Regions from separate parts of the Homo sapiens genome. Here region 1 is linked to region 2. A link is a loop called in an ENCODE intact Hi-C map of the cell type or tissue named here. Cell type or tissue: PC-9. All regions are shown on one strand. Links, peaks and the distances in the headings refer to the core of each region. The heading gives the core; the rest is flanking DNA.

The links. Hi-C counts contacts between places; a loop is a spot of excess contacts. Peaks named below come from ENCODE experiments on the same cell type or tissue, not always from the same donor. Only the 100,000 strongest peaks of a DNase experiment are listed, where the experiment ranks them.
Region 1: a loop joins it to region 2, with 3 times the contacts of the local background. A loop is called at or near these places in 2 of 110 quality-filtered maps.

What each region holds. Positions count from the first base shown.
Region 1 is chr2:212,909,845-212,915,236 of GRCh38, reverse strand. No RefSeq gene overlaps it. Among named protein-coding and RNA genes, the nearest start is that of MIR4776-1, 14 kb to the left of the region's middle. In PC-9, for the core only: no CTCF peak of the experiment used is centred there; DNase peaks (open chromatin) are centred at 646 and 2,506; H3K4me3 peaks cover 2,174 bases; H3K27ac peaks cover 4,969 bases.
Region 2 is chr2:212,860,957-212,866,348 of GRCh38, reverse strand. No RefSeq gene overlaps it. Among named protein-coding and RNA genes, the nearest start is that of MIR4776-1, 63 kb to the left of the region's middle. RefSeq lists an enhancer at 2,870-3,164. In PC-9, for the core only: CTCF peaks have their summits at 2,779 and 2,978 (motif pointing left); a DNase peak (open chromatin) is centred at 2,968.

The DNA.
Region 1 (5,392 bases), core at 152-5,151, 49 kb before region 2:
CCAAGGTACATGAGACTCACTCAGGTACTCAAGTGTATGCATCCTTGGAAGGAAAGATTTGAGTTGTGGGGAGAAAAATGTCTATGAAAGTAAGCCTTTCAAGACTTTATGATACTATGATGATATCTGAGAAAGTGGAGGCAAAATCATACTTACCAGAAAAGCTAAAAAGAGAAACTCAGATTACATGGAAACAGGGAGAGAGTGGAATTGGGGGGAAGGCATAGAGAAAATGAAAACAAAAATCCTAATATTCACCAAGGAAAGTATTATGAACTTTGTATACTTTTATTTTTGTTTTCTTCAAGCGAACTGTTCAACGACATTCCAGCATCTGCTGCCTAAACTCATTTCTAATTCACATCTTTAGACACCTGTGCAGTTGGAACAGTTCAGCATTCAAAGGACTTGGACTGGCAGATAAACATGTGATAAACAGATAAAACACCTCACTGTCCGTCCATCTTTTTATCGTTGGCAGGTGCTCTTGAAACAGAATACATAAAAGAAAAGAAAAAATAATCAAACCAACTCTTTATTTTTGCCCTTTTGAATATATTGTAGGAAACAGAAGTTTCTGACATTAGTCTACTCTGATTCAATTAAACAAATACCTTATGCTTGCTCACCACCAAAATGAGGAAGCTGCTTGCCCACAAATTCTCTAAAGGAAGATTCAGAAGAAAAAGGAATTGCAGTTAATCCTTTCCCAGGTCACACCTAAAATAGGTCTCTGCTAATAGGGAAGTTAGTTGTGTTTAAAATATAAATATACATTTTAGAATATGTCGAAGGAATCATTGATAAAAGAGTAGAGTCAGAACTTCAAGTCCCCATTAAAGGGGCTGGAAAATACAAGTACAGTATAGTATTTTCCAAACTGTGTCTTAGGGTCTGAGAACTTCTGTTAGATATTCTCCCAAAAAATAAATCTATAAAGAGTGTTTCTTTGGTTAAGTAATTCTGGGGAAGACTGAGTAAAGAAATTACTGCTTTCTGCAAAATTTGGCAAATGTATATTATGAGTTTCTGAGAGAGAGATGTATATAGTAAGCAGCAACTCTCAAACGTGAAACTATTTTGGCAATGGCAAATAATATCTCATGTTTTAAGGAAAGCAGGCTAGAAAATGCTGACATGGAACAAAATTGTACTTGAAGCTTTGTCTAAGTGTTCTGAGTAGATTATACAATGTATCAGTAAATAAACATTTTGATATCATACCCAATCCACACTAGCCTTCCCATTTTATTTACTTCTAGTTGTATACTGATTTACGGTTTATGCTGAGACATCCAGACTTGACACTCGAATGTGAACGTTAATGTCTCTTCTGATGTGCAGTGATGGGCAGTAAAACCAAAGAAAAAGATCCAACTATCACTTAACAGAGGAGGGCAGTCACTGAGCGCTGAAAGCAGTGGCAATAAATCGCAGCTCCATACAAAGTTAGAAAGTGTCCTTTTGTGTTTAAATGGACACATGGTGTTTGAGAAAAGTCACATTATTTTTTCCTCTCAAAGTGTTTACATTTAGAAAAACATGCTTTGTTTTCTCAATGCAAAATCTCAGTTGTTTTCCAACTAGCCCTGTTCCTCCTCACCCCTTCTCAATTTGGAGTCCTGTTTTTCTCCAGTCCTGCGTGTCAGCTCCATTGCCCTTTTTTTGGGTGTGGATCTTATAACGATTCTGGTAGAAGGAGAACTTTAGCAAAAACAGAGTCATGTAGTTTGATACTGCCTGCTTGTTAAATCTTTGCTGTAATAACATTCTGTTCCTACCTGGTTAAGGTATATTGGAATTTGTCACATGAAAGCACAGCTCCATATCAGCAATAGATGACATTAGAAGAAAGCCATTTGAAGTGACACAGAGACTTTAGTTTAATAGCTGTAATTATTGCCACTGATGAGAATAATGGGGAAAGATATTCATATGTCAAGCAACAGATATTGAAAGAGCCTGAGTCAATCATCTTACATAACTATCCTTAAAAAAAATGTATAAGGATGGGAAGAAGATAATAAGCAAAGCATAAGAAAGGAAACGGAGATGTTTTCCCTTAATTATGGTATCCAGAATATGAGGGAAACAGAACAGTTGTATCTTGTGGCAGGAAGACCGCAAATGAAAGGAGCTCTTTCGTCTTTTTAGTCATATATTCCAGGATCAAAATTCAGGGAGAAAGTGTATTCCCACTGTATGGATCTTTTTCCTTCTGTTGACTCTTGTCTTCCCTGACAACCAGGCAGAAAGCACTCTGGCACGGGCGGGTGATACATCCTGCATAATGCAGCCTATCAGTCATGTAGAACACACCCCACGGCGATCACAATTCTGATTCAAGGCGGGATAAAAAGAGTTCAGTGCACAATGTGGTGTTTAGGGAGGTGATCTGGAAGCATTAACCATACAACTTTGGCAGAAACTGCTTTGTGAATGTGTCAGTGATATCTCAAGTACATGAAAAACCAGCTTTACTGTCCCTTGATACAAGATTAATTTTTTTTTATTTCCAGAGCATTTACCATTGTATGGTAGACAAATATTATCCCTGTTTTTCAGCTGCAGAAACTGGAATGCTAAAAGGTTAAGCAACATTTACAAAGTTACACAGTGAGTCATTTCTTGAATCAGGAAATAAACTGGAGGCCATGATTCCCTTTTCCCTGATTTTGCTGGCCCCACGTGTCATTTAACACTATTTACAGAAGTGTTTTTCTTTATTGTCTTGCAGTGAGCTCTGAGAAGATTTTCTAAGACCTAAAAATCATGAAATGTGACATGTTTTAGGGAGCAGTAAAATTCAGTCAATAACATTAATTCGTCCAACCAGTTTTATTAGCACTGAGTGTGTATAGGAGCCAAAACTTTCCAGTCTTAGTTTTAAATCTACCCATGATTTAAAAATATACACATGACATCTCTTTGCCTTCAGTAAAACAGGGGCAATTATTCCTACTATAGATTTCATAAGAAAATTATGTGATTATATTACATGATATGCTTTGGGTTGAATAAGTGGAATTACTGAATACAATTTTTAAAAATGAGCACATCACTCTTCCTTTACTAGTAAAACTTTGGTAAGTTTCTTATAAAAAAGTTTAAAAAATATTATCTAATTTTAGCATGTGTGTTTGTAGTTGTCAAAATATAAAACAGCCCCTTCTGGAGGTATTTTGTTACGACATAGTTAATATATTGTCATAGTCAGCCCTTGTGCCAACCACTTTGGTATTCTTCCTATGGGGGATTAAGCCTGACCAAATAACCAAACTCTATTTCTCCAAATATCCTGGGTGTTGCTCATTAGTTTTTCTACCCTTGATACTATATTTACATCCCATCTCTAGCTATACACCTTTTAAAACTAGGGCTAAAACGTAGTCAGAAATCCCAAATTGAGTTCCTTAGTACAACTGAACTGTGCTTTTTATAGGTTGCTGCTTTTAAAACGACTTTATTAAATGATAAAAACAGCAAGGATGCAAATATAGGAAAGACAGAAAGAATAACAGAAGTCTGGTTTACACACTGCAGATTTCTGATTCAACTACTCCTGAGTAGAACTCTGCCCTGATAAAATCTGCCTTTCTTACTCCAAATGCCGTTTTGAAGAGTATAGTGCAGGCCTTGCATGCCTATTCTATTTCCCTGGACTTTTTACATTCTAGTTTCTAGCCTTGTTCCACATGGGAGATGCCATCAAATGAACCACCCCAGAGGGGCTTCCTCCACAATGTCCTGACACTTTGTCTCCCTTAATAGTTAGTGAAGGCCTCTGGGAGATTTCTGCCTGCCTTGGTTGTGCTAAAGAGAAACAAGGGGGAGTAACGGTCTTTAAATCAGTTAAGGAGAACAGCCAGACTGGAGGACCCCTCACAATGCTAGCACTGGTAGTAAAAGTGTGACAGCCCCACAGAAAGATAAAATTGGGGGAAATGCCAAAGCAGCTGGATTTCGCACCTATCTTACCACAAAGCTTTTTCTTTCATGACTACATTTTGAGTTTCTAGATTTGGTTTTAGTAAAGAAAAAGGTTGCCTTGGTAAGTTGGTTTCAGTATCTTCATTTTACAGATTAAGAGAGACAGAAAAGCTCAGAAAGGTAAACAACTCATTCTCGGTTATATGAGCCTGAATTGGTAAAGCTGGAATTTGGATGCATTTACCTTTAAAGGGCATCCTCTTCTTTCTGTGGCATGAAGTTGTGCTGTCATCCGATAAGTCATGAGCCCCTCTTGGAGCACTGCAGAGTAGTCATATGTGGGCAGGTGGGCGCAGCCACCAACTAACTTCCCAGGACTTCTGAGAAAGCCCCTTTCCTTTGAGATTTATGTTAAGAAATATTGTTAGTGGCACCCTATCAATAGTAAGAAATAATTATTAATACTAACTAAAAAGTCTCTCTAACTAGGAGAAAGATTTTTTAAAAAAGGAATTAAAAATCATCATAAGAAAAGGATATGGTGAGCATAATATATATGGTAATAATATAGTATTTCATTTTTAAAGAAACCCTACATATTAATGTCTTCTAAACTTTCCATCTGATCCTTTCTGAAGATGATGAAAATATCAAATATGAAATATACAATCAATTCTCATAATTTGCAATTGTTACATCCTATAAAATTGCTGCAAATACTAAACCATTCCCCCTAAGGGAAATACAGGGTCAGGTTCTTCTGTGCCTTGTCACAATTTCATTAACTGATGAATACATAACCTTCTTTTATGTGTGTTTCCATTTAAAGACACATTTAGTATTATTGTTGATTCATTAACATTGAACTTAGAGCTGACAGCACTGTAATTTATGGGTGATTGAAGCTTATCTAATACATATATTTTCTCCCTAAGGCACATCACAGCCTTAGGAACTCTAGACAGCACTTCAGCACCGTGCTTGGGGTTCATTTTAAACTGTGAAACACAACAAAAAGCACAAAAATGCAGAAACAGGTGACAATAAATAGACTGAAAAAAGGCCACTTGTTTACAATATGAGAGCTGAACCAGGAAGGCAGAGCATGGTTTTGTTCTACCTCAGCTGGGACGTGATTAAATTTGTCCCTGCTCTATGCATGTTCGTGAAAGAACACAAAACACTGCTAGTATTGATTCTGGGGTTACAAATAGATTTTTGTGAGTAGGTGAATTCACAAACACAGAACCTGCAAATAATGAGAATCAATTATAAATGCAATAAACAAGTTGAAATGAGTTTTAATCATGTGGCTACTTACTTTCATATCCACATTGACAAATTAGTGGACTTAATCTTTTTTTTTTCAACTTTTATTTTAGATTCTGGGAAGGCATGTGCAGGTTTGTTACAAACCTTTATTGTGTAATGTGAGGTTTGGAGTGTAATTGAACCCGTCACC
Region 2 (5,392 bases), core at 168-5,167:
AGCTGACAAATATACTATAAAAAGAAAAATATAAAATATAGTTTGCAAATATAGATGCAAAAATTCTAAAGAAAATATTTACAAATAGAATCTAGAAATATATTGAAAACTAAGTAGATTTTATTTTAAGAATACAAGGATGGTTCAATATCTGGAAATCAATCAACATCATTTATTACATAATTTTGTTTAAAGGGAACCATATGACTAAACCATTAAATGCTAATAAGTATTTCAGACAATCAAATAGCCATTTCTAACAAAAATATAAGTGAAATAAGAAGGAAACTGCATAAATAAGATATTGGTTTCCCCAAATCCAATATCTAGTGATTATTCTGAGTTGTTAAACAAGAAAAGTATTTCAATTAAAATCAGATATTACACAGGGATACCTGTTATTACCACTGCAACATTGGGAGATTCGAGGGAATGCAATAAGTTAATAAAGTGAAGTAATTGATATAAAGGCTATTGGTGGAAAAATTGTGCATTTGAAAATTCAAATTATATGTAAAAGCTTCTTAGAAAAAATGTGGCATGGTATCTGCATAAGAAACAAATATAAAAAAAGTGTTTTCTTAGAAATAGAAATATGTAATTTCCTCATAATATGACTATTCCTTCACAACAGTAATTAGACCTATAAAAATCTTAAAAATAAACTTAAGATCAACCCCCCAAAATAGAGAAAACTAAAAAAAAAATTGACAAAGGACATAAAAGACAAATGATAACCTTGACTATATTCTAAGATGAGAAGAGTTAATATCTTTAAAATGTCAATCTCCACAAAAGTGATGCATAAATTTAATGCATTTTCATCCCATCAGAATAACATTAGCATTTGGTTTGTTCATTTTCAAATTGAATATAATGAGCTTAAGATTCCTATATAACAATACATTTGATGACAGCCAAGAAAGAGTGAAGAATGGTGGGAAAACATTTGACTTACATGAAAATAAAAATATTTTAAAGTAAATAAAATAAATAATGAATTAGCCCATGATATAAAATCAGGCCAGGAGAAGGGAGGACTCAAAATCCTCCAGAATACACAAACATTAAATAGATGACAATGCTGGTATTTTTCTTCAGTGAGGAAAGCCGGTTTATTTAATAAAGAGTGCAGACAAAACTGGCTTTACTCCTGAAGGAAAACAAAATTAAATTTCTTTGAATTTTTTTATCCAAATGATATAAGAAATAAATTTTAGATAGAACAGAGACCTAAATATAAAACATAAGACAACGAAAAATTGGGAGATTAAATGTACTATCTATAGGTAGAAGAAACCCTTTTAAATAATGTAAGAAATCTAGAAGCTATGAAGAAAAGTATGTATTTGGCTGTGGAAAACACATGGCTCATCCAAGGGCTATTCCCTTCTTTTGTAAGGAGAACTTTCTTGGGCAGGGTGTGGTGGCTTACATCTGTAATTCCAGCACTTTGGGAGGCCAAGGTGGGCAGATCATTTCAGGCCAGGAGTTTGAGACCAGCCTAGCCAACACGGTGAAACCCTGTCTCTACTAAAAATTCAAAAAAAAAATAGCCCGATGTGGTGGCACACGCCTGTAGTCCCAGCTACTAAGGAGACTGAGGCAGGAGAATCACTGGAACCTGGGAGGAGGAGGTTGCAGTGAGCCGAGATCATGCCACTGCACTTCAGCCTGGGTGAGAGAGTGTGACTCCGTCTCAAAAAAAAAAAAAAAAAAATAGCCGTATGTGAGGGCACACACACCTATGTAATCCCAGCTACTCTGGAGGCTGAGGCGCACAAGAATTTCTCGAACCCAGGAGGTAGAGGTTGCAGTGAGCTGAGATTGTACCACTATACTCTAGGCTGCATAGCAGAGAGAGACTCTGACTCAAAAATAAGATAAAATAAATAAAATAAAATAAAATAAAATAAAATAAATAAAATAAAATAAATAAAATAAAATAAAATAAAATAAAATATAAAATAAAATAAAATAAAATAAGAGAAAGAGAGAGCTTTCTCACTGCCCCAGTACCTCTGCTTTCTACCTTTGAACACAACCATGTGAAAACACCATGTTTGTATCTTAGAAGCTATCTTATGTCTAACAGTCAATATTTAGGCTTAGGATAAAAAGCTAAAACACTTAGATGAAAGAGCAAAAGGATGAATGGAAAGGGGATGAATCCATGATGTTCCCTCTAAGCCAAGGAACTATCTTAGAATTTCACATCCAAATATCTTGTTGGTAAGATTTTTTTAAAAAATTCTTTTTTGGAAACTGTTATTCAATTACTTGAGTAAACTTTTTTGTAGTTGATTTGGCTAATATAAGCACTTAAAATGTACAGCAAATAGCTTAAAGTCAGTTTTTGTTTTCAAAATGGCAGCACAGAATCAATCTGGCTTCACTACGCACCCCCACCCACAACAGAAAAACCAAAACCAAATAAACAGCACTGAGATTATCACCAGCATTATCCCAGAATTCAAATATAAAGATGAGACAGTTTCCAGGGCCACAAGTAAGTGAAAAAACGTTGAGCAAATGATAAGGGAATTGGACTTCCATACCTGTGATGCCCCTCCCATCAGTCAGCTTGGCACCAAGCACATGGGAAGTCTGCCTCTAACTCATGGTTTCTACACTAGAAAAAGTGAGGTCATGGCAGATGGCCAGTTTCCCCATCATCTTGGGTTCCCTGGCAGGATATCTGTCCCTGCTTCAACACAGCAAAGCTTTCCTAGTGCCTGAAAGGAAAAATATTCCTTAGGATAGGCAGAGACAAAATGTGGAGATGGGACTACCATCCTCAGCCAGGGAAACTCTGCTCTGTAGCTCAGCCAAAGGAGACGCCAAAGCAGAGTGGTTGTTCAGCAGCATCACCCTGTAGGAAGTACTTTACACAGGTCCTCTGCGCATGAACCAGTCTTCCCACACAGCCAGGATACTATCTGTTTGGGACCCACCCGATTCAGGTCAGGCAGCGTTCTGTTTGCTAGAGCACAGGCAAAGCTGGCTTTCAGGCGCCATCTAGTGCCAAAAAAGAGGCAGCAACCTAGTGGGGAAAAAAGAAAAGGAATTCATCAGGTAAATTACAAAGACTCTAACAAAATGTGTCCAATTATAAAACAAAACAAGCCAGACAGAAAAGACTGGAATCAGTAACTAATCATTCAATGCAAATACATAAATGTACACCCACAAGAAACAACAGCAAACAAGGAGGAACTATGACCTCTCCAAATAGATAAAACAAGGAACCAGTGAATGACCCTAATGAGCACTATATGAGCTCTCTGAGCAAGAATTCAACATAAAGTAAAAGTCAAGTGATAGATTTGGGAAAATTGAGCCATAATAGAAAAAGAATTCTTAAAAAGTAATAAAAGTGGAAAATATATAAATAACTAGGTGGAAATATGAGCAAAATATATGACTAGAGTTTTTACAAAAGGGCAAGTGCCAGTGACCTGTTAACATATGAAAAGGTTCCTAGACTTCCAAGTAAACAGGGAAATTAAAATTAAAATGACAATTATATGATTTTATACACAGCCAACTGGAACATTTAAAAATGTATTAGCCATTTTTCATAGAGATTTGCAGAAAAGTATTCTTCTATGCATTGATAGTGAAAGTGTTGCTATAACCTCTTTGAAATAACAATCTGGGAAAATCTATGAAAATTTAAAATTCCCTTTGATCTAGTAATATAACCCATAGGAAACTCACCCATAAATATGAAAGGGTAGATGTAGAAGAATGTTTAAAACAGCATTATTCAAAATAGTAAAGTTCTCAAACCAAAACTTCACACCTTGGAATATCATGCAGCCACCAAGAGAAATGAATTAGAACGGTTACAGTTTACTCAGAGTTTTCCATGATCAGAGACAAAAACAAGGTGTCAAGTCACATTACATTATAATAGGTTTGAATTTTCTTTTAAACAACACCACAAACAAGTAAATGCCCTGTATTTTCAACTCCAGTATTTAAGATTGTTCTTTACAGGCACCCCAGGGCCTGTTCCATCACTCTTAATATATAACTAAATGATTAGAGCATTAATGATATAAAACATCCACCTGAATTATTAACTACTTATCTTGGTTTTGCCAGAGCAGATGCAGATTAGAGGATACGGCAGTGTACAGGTTGACAGAAGGATAAGAGGACAGTGGAGTGAAGAATAAAGAAAATGACTACCTTTTAAAATAATACAATATAGTTCTATTTATATATAATATTATATGTGTGCATATGAGGATATGTTATTTTGTGTTCACATATTATTTATTAGAAAAAACAGAGTTTAGTTAATTCCTACATATTTTTGGGTGGCCATAATATATTGTTAACTGAATAAAAGGACACCCAGGGTAAGAGAATATGATGCCATTTTGATGTTTTATTTAAAGGAAACCAAAGCCTTCTGTGTGTATATGTGGCTGTATATGCACAGGTGTATATGGGTGAGTGCGTGTATAGGGTGTGTATGTGTGTGTAGGAGAGGAAATTAAGTGAGAAAAGATAAAAATAATTTTATAAACCCTCTTTATATTGTTTATCTTGTTACCACAGTTAGATATTGGTTTTATAATTTGGAAAACGTCAAATGAATAAATTAGAATAAAAACTTTATTTATTATTTACTTTTACTATACTTTAAGTTCTAGGGTACATGTGTAAAATGTGTAGGTTTGTTATATATGTATACATGTGCCATGTTGGTGTGCTGCACCCATTAACTCATCATTTACATTAGCTATATCTCCTAATGCTATCCCTCCCTACTCTCCCCACCCCACGACAGGCCCCGGTGTGTGATGTTACCCTTCCTGTGTCCAAGTGTTCTCATTGTTCAATTCCCACCTATGAGTGAGAACATGCGGTGTTTGGTTTTCTGTCCTTGTGATAGTTTGCTGAGAATGATGGTTTCCAGCTTCATCCATGTCCCTACATAGGACACAAACTCATCCTTTTTTATGGCTGCATAGTATTCCGTGGTGTATATGTGCCACATTTTCCTAATCCAGTCTATCATTGATGGACATTTGGGTTGGTTCCAAGTCTTTGCTGTTGTGAATAGTGCTGCAATAAACATATGTGTGCATGTGTCTTTATAGCAGCATGATTTATAATCCTTTGGGTATATACCCAGTAATGACGTGGCTGGGTCAAATGGTATTTCTAGTTCTAGATCCTTGAGGAATCGCCACACTGTCTTCCACATTGGTTGAACTAGTTTACAGTCCCACCAACAGTGTAAAAGTGTTCCTATTTCTCCACATCCTTTCCAGCACCTGTTGTTTCCTGACTTGTTAATGATCGCTATTCTAACTGGTGTGAGATGGTATCTTATTGTGGTTTTGATTTGCATTTCTCTGATGGCCAGTGATGA